Linked DNA regions of Homo sapiens: region 2 is linked to region 1. Evidence: read pairs that join two places in POLR2A ChIA-PET (ENCODE). Cell type or tissue: MCF 10A. All regions are shown on one strand. Links, peaks and the distances in the headings refer to the core of each region. The heading gives the core; the rest is flanking DNA.

The links. Peaks named below come from ENCODE experiments on the same cell type or tissue, not always from the same donor. Only the 100,000 strongest peaks of a DNase experiment are listed, where the experiment ranks them.
Region 2: POLR2A ChIA-PET joins it to region 1 with 10 read pairs; 28 of 35 experiments call an interaction of 5 or more read pairs at or near these places.

Annotation. Positions count from the first base shown.
Region 1 is chr11:62,550,849-62,556,218 of GRCh38, forward strand. No RefSeq gene overlaps it. Among named protein-coding and RNA genes, the nearest start is that of AHNAK, 6.7 kb to the left of the region's middle. RefSeq lists enhancers at 323-1,128, 1,129-1,934, 5,157-5,370, 5,365-5,370 and a silencer at 2,813-2,862. In MCF 10A, for the core only: no CTCF peak of the experiment used is centred there; DNase peaks (open chromatin) are centred at 2,723 and 3,343.
Region 2 is chr11:62,650,873-62,656,242 of GRCh38, forward strand. INTS5 (integrator complex subunit 5) reads right to left here and starts at 2,430. Exons shown (of 2, transcript NM_030628.2): 1 at 2,298-2,430. The coding sequence starts at 2,377. RefSeq lists an enhancer at 1,841-2,600 and silencers at 2,173-2,372, 2,663-2,752. In MCF 10A, for the core only: no CTCF peak of the experiment used is centred there; a DNase peak (open chromatin) is centred at 2,519.

The DNA of each region.
Region 1 (5,370 bases), core at 281-5,280:
TTTCTACAATAGATAGCATCCTGCATCCCAGGCTGTCACAACTTCCTCTGGCTCTCAGCCCCCAGGGAGCAATTCCTCTACTTGTGGGTCTTTCTTGCAGCTACCCAAACATTTATTGTGTGTCCAATATGGGGTTGGGGAACTGTGGTGGTGGTGGAAGCAATAGAGACCTTGGCAAGATGGAATCCCAGCAAAAAGCTCAGTCCAGGCGGAAACGGCTCCGATACCCCTTTACCTTGTCCTTTGAATTCCTTGGAGGTCCTATGCCTCCAGAGAATTGGAGTTATCTTTCCTACCAGGTAATTTACACAGCTACTCCCCCGCCAGCACCCCCCCGACACACTATGTTTTGGGTGTTTTTGTTGTTTTGTTGTTGTGGTGGTGGTGGTGGTGGTTGTTTTGAGATGGAGTCTAGCTCTGTCGCCCAGGCTGGAGTGCAGTGACACGATCTTGGCTCATCTTGGCTCACTGCAACCTCTGCCTCCTGGGTTCAAACGATTCTCCTGCCTCAGCCTCCCAAGTAGCTGGGATTATAGGCACGCGCCACCACGCCTGGCTAATTTTTGTATTTTTAGTAGAGACGGAGTTTCACCATGCTAGCCAGGCTGGTCTCGAACTCCTGACCTCATGATCCGCTTGCCTCAGCCTCCCAAAGTGCTGGGATTACAAGCGTGAGCCACCACACCTGGCCTGTTTTTTGTTTGTTTTTACACACCATGTTTTATAAGGAGTATTAAGGAGTTCTTTCGGTCCCTACTTTGCAAAGAAAACCTCCATCTTCTCGAAGGTTTAGACTCCTCTGTGATATAAAGTAAAGGCTTTCCTCTTATAAGAGGGAGGTCAGCCCTGCCGCTAGTGCTCCACCACCATTCAGAGGGAGCTGGTACCACAGTGCTCCACACGCACTGCCAAAGCTGGATGAGCTCTAGGACTTGTCATCACAGGGATACCCCAGCTTCCCCAGAAGTGACACTGCCTCCCTGGGGAGTGGGGGAGGTTCCCTGATATGTACCTGTTTTGCGTGTGTGTGTATATGTCAGTTTGTGTGTGTGTGCGCGCGTCTGTAATGAACCTTGGGCTCTTCTGTTGCCAGGCAACCTGCCTCTATTTTGTTCCTATTATGCCTGTTTCCATAGTAACCACAAAGGGGAGCTCTGTGGGCAGGCCCCTGGCCAGGGGATTCCCCTTCCCCTCCCTTCTCTCCACAGTCCCCTTTTCTGAAATCAGCATGTTACAAGGAAGAAAAGAGGTTGACTGCTCAAAGGGTAATCTCAGTTTCTGATCCCAGAAGGCAAATGAAGTGTGTGGTCTGTTTGCAGTCTCTTTAGAAGCAGACTTTTCCCCCCATGAAGGTTCTTTTGCATGATATTCTTAGAAGCAGAAAAATGGGCTGTGCCTGGTGGCTCACGCCTGTAATCCCAGCACTTTGGGAGGCCAAGGCGGGTGGATCACTTGAGGTCAGCAGCTCGAGACCAGCCTGACCAACCTGGTGAAACCCCGTCTCTACAAAAAATACAAAATTAGCCGGACGTGGTGGTGCACGCCTGTAATCCCAGCTACTCGGGAGGCTGAGGCAGAAGAATTGCTTGAACCTGAGAGGCGGAGGTTACAGTGAGCCGAGATTGCGCCATTGCACTCCAGCATGGGCAAGAAGAGCAAAACTCTGTCTCAAAAAAAAAAAAAAAAAAAGCAGCAGCAGCAGCAAAGAAATGACTGTTAACCCTTCTTAGCACCATCTGGGATCTCCCAGACCCCGCCTCCACCCCATACACACACCAGCCCAGGGATTAGCATCCCTGCCAAACAGGCCCTTCTCCATTCACTTCCGTCACTTCCTAATCTGTCATTGTCCACCCCACCCCCCAAAAGCAAATCTATCTGGTGATTCTGGAATCCAAACATTATTTCCTAAGCAATTCTCAAGCCCCAAACCCTTAACCCTAGCCGAAAATATAAAGCCAAGTAAAATCATCCTTCCCCAGCTCAATTCAAATCCCAGCCTGTATTTAAACTTCAAGCTTCAAATAAGGAGTTCCTGAATTTCTTAGATCAGAGAGCTTTGATACACAGAAACTCTCCAATTACACTCAGTCCTAATGAAATCTTCAAGCCCAACCAGAACCCAAGTTAAAGCTGGTTAGAGAACAAGAGACATGAGGCTGTCTCCAGAGTACCGTCTGGGAGGAAAGAAGGCAAAGAAAGACTGTCCAGGCAGGTGGAAGGGAAAGAAATTGGGCAGGGAGAGTGGGGCAGGTGGACACGATGGGTCATGGCTGGATTTCAGGCAGAGTTAGGGGTGTGGGAATGCTGTGGGGCAATAAGAGGAGATGCAGACCTGAGATTAAGGAAAAGAAGCGACAAGACATGAGGCTGTGAAGGAAGGAGGGAGGGAGAGAGAGAAAACAGAAGAGCTCAGCACTGAGCTAAGGACTGGGCGGGCTGAGTTGTAAACAGGAGCCGAGGGAGGGAGTTGGAGTAAACGGAGCAGCCAACGCCCCAGCCAGCTCCCCTCCCCAGTGGGGAGCAGGGAGGGAGGGGCTGAGGAAGCGGGGAACACCACCTCCTCACCCCTTTCTTGGAATCTGCTTTTCTCCTGTCCTTTCCAACTTCCTCTGCCTTTCCCCCAGCTTCCTGGGGAAAGAGAGACCAGCCTGGGTTTCCCTCTCTCCTCTGCTTACAGTTCCCTAAGTCCAGTTGAAGGAGATCAGGCTGAGCAGGGAAGGAAGGGCCTAGGCTGCCCAGAGCCTGAGTCACCACATAGTTGAGGTTCCTGTCACTCGAAGTCCCGCCTCTGTTACACTCCGTGCCCTGTGCCCGCCCCAGGACTTGGATCGCTACATCTGACCCTGGCCCCAGGGCTGGCTCCACTTCCACGCTCCTTACCAAGCTACCCTTACCAAGCTACGGGTGCAGGAAGCCTTTAGATGCCTCGCTCTCCCTGCCCCTCCACACTTGGTATGCTGTGTCCACCACCCTTATCCCTCAGCATTTGAGGGCAGCATCCTCCTGCTCAGCTTTGGAGCAGAAGTGACTCAGTGAGTGACTGCAAGGATTGTGGAAAAGCTCGGATGCACCCTTGATAAGTCACTTCAACTCTCTGGGCTCCAGTTTCCCCACTGGTAAAATAACGGGTTATTAGAGACGGTCTCTGGCAGTCCCTGCAAGAGGTACATTCTGTATGTCTGAGTCAAAGAGATGGGTAATTACTATTGAAGAGTGGGATAAAAGGGGCGTGTTTGCTAACCCCTGTCCTAACAGTAAGAGTGGGTAGGGTAGGGCAGGGCTGGGCACAGGACCTGCCACCATAGGGCAGCCAACACCCTAGGCATCTTGGTGACTCAGGTCCCACATGGAAGAAGAGCCGGAAAGCACCCCTTGGGTCCCCTGTGAGTCAGGGGAAATGCGGATCTCCCTGAAGGATGACTGCCTGGGTTCCCGCTATAACCAACTATCCTTCCACCTTGAAAGTCTCCCAGGATGGGTACCGTAAGCTCATCATTCCACCTCCCTGGCCTGCTCAGCAGCTTCCACCCCTCCTGCCTGACCTTGGCAGCCCTTCTTCCCTCAGCCCTGAACTCTAGAGCCCTCCTTACCCTCTGACAGCTCCCCCTGCCCTACCACATTCCCTCCTTCACCCCTTGGCTCTGCCCATCTTCACCATCCACCCCATCCCAGCAGAGCCCGCCAGATGATTGCAAAAGGGCTGAGCCAGCAGAGAGGCCTTCACATGACAGCTGTTCCTGCTGCAGAGGGGAGGGGGCAGCTGGGAGTGGAGGCACATTCCATGGGAGATCCTATCAGAAATAGCCCCAAACCCTAACTGACCATCTGCCCCAATGATCTGCACATCGCCCATTCAATAGGCTTGCCTCAAAATCCTGAGGAAATCAAGAAAACAAAGAGGGGTGGAGAAGGGAGGGGCCTAGGGGAGTGAAGAGAGCCCAGGAACATTGAGACGGGGTCGCCAGGACATCACCACTGAGCCAGTACCACCAGCCCAAGGTATTCTCCCTCTAATGGGAGATGCAACTGATGGCAGTGCTGCCCTCCAGCACCCCCCACCATACCCTACTCCACCCATCCCTTGGGTGCTGAGGCACTGGGACACCCCAGTAATTCCCCTGGAGTAAAACAACAGCCTGCTCTGGGAGCCATGCCAGCCTGACTGGAGCAAACAGACAGGAACAGGTGGCAGTTTCTGTAACCTTTCAGGAGCACCAATGTGAGCTCCACAGCACTAGAGGAAGAGAACGGGGTGGGAACCCCAGAATCACATTCAAACATACAGGAGCAGGCCAGGCACGGTGGCTCACGCCTGTAATCCCAGCACTTTGGGAGGCCAAGGCGGGTGGATTACCTGAGGTCAGGAGTTCGAGTCCAGCCTGGCTAACATGGTGAAACCCCATCTCTGCTAAAAATACAAAAAAAAATTAACAGGCATGGTGGCACACACCTGTAATCCCAGCTACTTGGGAGGCTGAGGTGGGAGAATTGCCTGAGCCCGGGAGACAGAGGCTGCAGTGAGCCGAGATCATGCCACTGCCCCTCCAGCCTGGCCAACAAAGAGAGACTCTGTCTCGAAAAAAAAAAACAAAAACACAGGAACACAGCAAGTGGGGAAAGTCAGTGCCCTGCAGTGCCCTATAGGTACACTGGTTGGAGGAGCTGGGGAAGCTACAGCACCCAGAAAAATCCATTTGATGTGTGGAGGGAAAGTTCTGAGTTGACAACAAAGAGTGCCCGTTGCCATGAAAACCACAGTATTAATTTCAGAAATGACTGGGTGGAGCCTCCAAAGCACTTCATTCCCCTCCCTTCAACATTCTAGGCTTCCCCCACCTTTCAAAAGGGGAAGTGGCACATTTGGGGCATGTGGGCAGCTGGTGGGATGGGTCCGACCCAGTGAGAGCAGCAGCTGTCCAGCTCCAGCTCAAAGCAGGGCACGAAAAAAAGGAAACAATATAAGTCTTTCTTGGAAGAACTTTAAAGGTTTTTAACTTTTTAATAAGTGACTTAAGCAGAAGTGCCAAAAAAGCTAAGATAAATAGCTGCTTATAACCAGTATCTACTGGTTTATCTACAAACTAACCAAGTCTCTCTCAGCCCCTCCCATTCACACTCCAGGCTCTGTAAAGATTTTATCTGAGTCAACTGCAGCCCTGAGCCCCGACCCCTTCTCCAGTTTCTCTCACCCTCCCTCTGTGGAGGTTCTGAGATTTTGCCCAGTAAGTGGATAAAAGAGCCTCCCCCTTCCCTCATTCTACCCTAGTTTTCTAAGATCATGCCCTGCCCTCAGCCCCTGATCCATTCAAACACCCCCTTCCCTTTCTGCTCCTCACCCCAGTCTCTGTGCCATGTGCTGGACCATGG
Region 2 (5,370 bases), core at 1-5,000, 100 kb after region 1:
AACTTTTTAACCTTTTTATAGAAATGAGGTCTGGCTATGTTCCACAGGCTGGTTTCATGGCCTCAAGCAGTTTGCCCACCTTAGCCTCCCAAAGTGCTGGCATTACAGGTGTGAGGCACCATGCCTGGTTGAGAATGTTTATAAAGCACTTAAGTTCTGCAGAAGGATGGCCTGAGGGAAAAAAAAGCACTTAGGTTCCATACCAGATTCACACTAATCACTCAATAAAAGCTATGTTTCTTTCTCCCCCCGCCCCGAGAGGGAGTCTCGCTCTGCCGCCCAGGCTGGAGTGCAGTGGTGCCATCTCCACTCACTGCAAGCTCCACCTCCCAGGTTCACGCCATTCTCCTGCCTCAGCCTCCTGAGTAGCTGGGACTACAGGCGCCCGCCACCACGCCCGGCTAATATTTTTTTTTTTATTTTTAGTAGAGACGGGGTTTCACCGTGTTAGCCAGGATGGTCTCGATCTCCTGACCTTGTGATCCTCCCGCCTCGTCCTCCCAAAGTGCTGGGATTACAGGCGTGAGCCACGTGCCCGGCCAAAAGCTATGTTTCTTTCAATGACAACAGTAATAATATCAGCAACAGATAACTCTTAGAATATATCAGGTACTCTTTTAAGTACTTTGCGTGTATTATTTCAATCCTGACAACAGTTCAATAAGTTAGGTACTATTATGATCCCATTTTACAGACAAATCAAGGCTGGCTTCAGTGGCTCACGCCTATAATCCCAGCACTTTGGGAGGCCAAGGCTGGTGGATCGCTTGAGCGCAAGAGTTCAAGACCAGTCTGAGGAACATAGTGAAACCCCATCTCTACAAAAATAATAATAATAATAATTAGCCAGGCATGGTCGCATGTGCCTGCGGTCCCACCTACTGGGGAGGTTGAGGCAGAAGGATCACTTGAGCCCTGGAAGCAGGGCTGCAGTGAGCCAAAATCACACCACTGCACCCCAGACTGTGTGCGCCGTCAAAAAAAAGAACGAAATCAAGGTTAAGCAATCAGACTATATGCGCCATGAGTGTAGGAACCATTTCTGTGCTCTTCAACACTGTATCCACTTCTATTGAAGTACACAGTATATGGAAGGTAGTCAATAAATATCTGTTGAGTTGACTATATTTGTGTTTCTATAATATCTGCTTTAAAAACATTTCCAGGCTGGCTGAGGTGCCTCACGTCTGTAATCCTAGCACTCTGGGAGGCCAAGGAGGGTGGATCACTTGAGGTCAGAAGATCGAAACCAGCCTGGCCAACAGGGTGAAACCTCATCTCTATTAAAAATACAAAAAAAAAAAAAAAATAGCCAGGCATGGTGTAATCCCAGCTACTCAGGAGGCTGAGGCATGAGAATCGCTTGAACCCAGGAGGCGGAGGTTGCAGTAAGCCGAGATCACGCCACTGCACTCCAGCCTGGGAGTCAGGGCGACCATCTCAAAAAACAAAAACAAAAAAAAACACACCTTTCCACTTTATCACCTTCTACCACCACCCCCGCCCCGCCCCATCCCACAACACAAGCACCTTGAAATCTCTTAATGGGAAAAAAAAAAAATTGTAAGCACCTTATTAAGGGCTCTCCCTCCTAACATCTGTTTCTTCCCATATTCTGCAAAATCTTAGTCACCTACCACCACATCAACCACCACCACCTACTCAGCACCCTCAATGTGCTTGGACATCAGGGTGTCCCAGGGCACAGAGTAATAATGCTTTTCAACCCTTTCCCTCCTAAAACATATATGGGTTCAGTCTCAGAGGTTCAGAAGCCAATGTTATGGGAGGTGGCAAATCCCCTTTCTCTTATCGCCTTTTCTGTCAAAGAAGACAGCATCCTCTAGGTGCTGATAAGGCTCTAACAGTGCCATTCCTCTGTTTCCTCCAAAAAACACCCTAATATAAGGGAATATCTCAGCCGGACTGCATTCTGTTTCTGGGCCTGGGTTCTCAGGGAGTCTCTATGAAGTCAGGACACTGGGTTTCCTAGGGTCAAAAATGGCCAGGGCAGCTGGGTTCCCAAGAGTTCAGATACCCCCGACTCTTGGGAGAGGAAGCCCGGGGTCGAGGGTAGTTAGGCATTGGAGTCTAGCGAGAGGCAGGCCCGAGGTCGGGAGGGCGGGCACTGGAGCCCTGAGTTTTGGTGAAGCAGTCCCTGAGTTCTGGGAGGACCTGACCAAGAATCTGAGAACCCTGACGTGAGTTCTCGAGGTAGGATCCGGGTTTCTACCGAGAAGGCTAGGGATCGGCGCGGGGCCGCGCGATGGGGGGAAGGTGCCAAGGGCTCTAACTACCTGAGAGGCGCGGGACCGTGGGTGGCCGGGGCAGGCCCAGGTGGCCCTGGGGCCCCGGGAGGGTCGCACAGCGCGGACATCCCGGAGCCCGAGCCGAGCCCGAGGCGCGAGCGGCGGAGCGCAGGCGGCGCATGCGCGCTGACAGGAAACGCGAAAGGAACCAGCTACCAGGCCTCGCAGGAAAATTAATCCGGCGATGTCCTCGACCCTCTTACATTAGTTCCGCACCCTGTCGGAGTCCCAGAGCATAATCCCGGGACGATGATAGCAGGAAGCCGATTCGCCCTATATGCAACCACTTTATTCAAAAGCCTATTGACATACAGACTAGGCCGGGCGCGGTGGCTCACGCCTGTAAACCCAGCACTTTGAGAGCCCGAGAGGGCGGATCACCTGAGGTCAGGAGTTCAAGACTAGCCTGCCGTCTCTACTGCAAATACAAAAATTAGCCAGGCGTGGTGGCTTATGCCTGTAATCCCGATTACTCGGGAGGCTGAGGCAGGAGAATCGCTTGATCCCGGGAGGCAGAGATTGCAGTGAGCCGAGATCGCGCCACTGCACTCCAGCCTGGGCGACAGAGCAAGAGTCCCGATAGACACACACACACAGAGAGAGAGAGAGAGAGAGAGAGAGAGAGAGAGAGAGAGAGAGAGAGAGAGAGAGAGAGAGAGAGAGAGAGAGAGAAACTAAAACACTCACAGGGGTATTTTAATCATTTTTCCTAACGCCAAAAATACAAAATGTTCAACTCAGGACTTTTTTTTTTTTTTTTTTTTTTTGAGACGGAGTCTCGCTCTGTCGCCCAGGCCGGACTGCGGACTGCAGTGGCGCAATCTCGGCTCACTGCAAGCTCCGCTTCCCGGGTTCACGCCATTCTCCTGCCTCAGCCTCCCGAGTAGCTGGGACTACAGGCGCCCGCCACCGCGCCCGGCTAATTTTTTGTATTTTTAGTAGAGACGGGGTTTCACCTTGTTAGCCAGGATGGTCTCGATCTCCTGACCTCATGATCCACCCGCCTCGGCCTCCCAAAGTGCTGGGATTACAGGCGTGAGCCACCGCGCCCGGCCTCAACTCAGGACTTTAAAAAAATGAAGCATAGGAAGGTTTTTTTGTTGGTGTTGTTGTTGTTATTGTTGTTTATTTTGTGACCGTGCAGTGATAGGATCACCCCTCTCGGCAGCCCCGACCTCCTGGGCTCAAGACATCCTCCCACCTCAGCGTTCTAGGTAGCTGAGATTACAGGCGTGCGCCATCACACTTGGCTACTTTTTAAATATTTTCAGAGTTAGGGATTTGCATGTGGGTGGGGCGAGTGTCTCGCTATGTTGCCCAGTCTGATCTCAAACTCCTGTCCTCAAGTGATTCACCCACCTCAGCTTCCCAAAGCACTGGGATTACAGGAGTAAGCCACGCACACCCGGCCAGTCTCTCTTTGTTTTTGTTTTGTTTTGTTTCGTTTTCCTTTTGAGACAGAGTCTCACTCCCTCACCCAGGCTGGAGTGCAGTGGTGAGATCTGAGCTCACTGCAACCTCCACTTTCCAGGTTCAGGAGATTCTCCTGCCTCAGCCTCCCGAGTAGCTGGGACTATAGGCATCCACTACCAAATCTGGCTAATTTTTTTATTTTTATAGAGACAACGTTTTCCCCTGTCCGCCAATCTGGTCTCAAACTCCTGACCTCAAGTGATCCATCCACCTCAGCCTCCCAAAATGCTGGGATTACAGGCAAGAGCCACCGCACCCAGGCTTTTTTTAAAATCTCATTCTGTCGCCCAGGCTGGAGTGCAGTCTCGTCTCTGCAACCTCCACCTCCCAGGTTCAAGCAATTCTCCTGCCTCAGCCTCCCAAGTAGCTGGGACTACAAGCATGTGCCACCACGCCCAGCTAATTGGAGACATGTTGGCCAGGCTGGTCTCAAACTCCTGACCTCAGGTGATCCGCCCGCCTCAGCCTCCCAAAGTGCTGGGATTACAGGTGTTAGCCACTGCACCCCTCCTACAAAAATACTTTTACGAGAGAGAGAGAAAAGGGAAGAGAGAAAGCAGAAAAGAGATGGAAAGAAGAGAAAACTCATAAAAGAAAAAGAAAAACTAAGAAAGAGAAGGAGGGAGAGGGAGCCCAAAACAAATTGGGCTAGCTAGCCTGAAGATGTCCTCCCAGTAGCAAGTATGAATAACATCCTTCCATCCGTCTTCATTATTTAAGCTTCTCTCTCTCCCACAGCTTCCCAGCATAGGGACCTTCGTCTAACTCACAGCCCCACACCTGCCAGAGATAGAGCTTGCTAACTGTAAAGGGAGCCAGTACACCTCATCAAGAGCCCTCACTCAAGCCAGTGTACCTAGATCAGGTTCCAGCTCTTCTACCTACTAGTTGTATACTTTACTTAACCACTCCATAACTGTTCCTTCTTCTGGAAATGAGGAGGTAATATTAATAGTACAAATACCTCAAAGGGTTGTTACGAAAATTGAAATGAGGTAGTATGGTCATTGTATAGCACTTGGTGCCAGCAATGGTAAGCACTAGATAAGCATTAGCTATTTTTATTATGTTTATTGAATGAAACAGAAAATAAGCTGCTTGACAATAGAGACTTGGCCTATTTTGTTAAAAGCTATATCCTCGGGCTGGGCGTGATGGATCATGCCTATAATCCTAGAACTTTGGGAGGGCGAGGCAGGGGGATCACAAGGTCAGGAGTTCGAGACAAGCTGGCCAACATAGTGAAACTCTGTCTCTACTAAAAATACAAAAAATTAGCTGGGCATTGTGGCGCCCACCTATAGTCCCAGCTACTCTGGAGGCTGAGGCAGGAGAATCCCTTGAAACCGGGAGGTGGAGGTTGTGATGAGCCAAGATTGCACCACTGCACTCCAGCCTGGGCAACAGAGCGAGACTCAGTCTCAAAAAAAAAAAAAAAAATTAGCCAGCGTGGTGGTGAACACCTGTGATCCCAGCTACTCAGGAGGCTGAGGCAGGAGAATCGCCTGAACCCGGGAGGTGGAGGTTACAGTGAGCTGAGACTGCACCACTGCCCTCCAGCCTGGGCAACAGAGCAAGACTCCGTCTT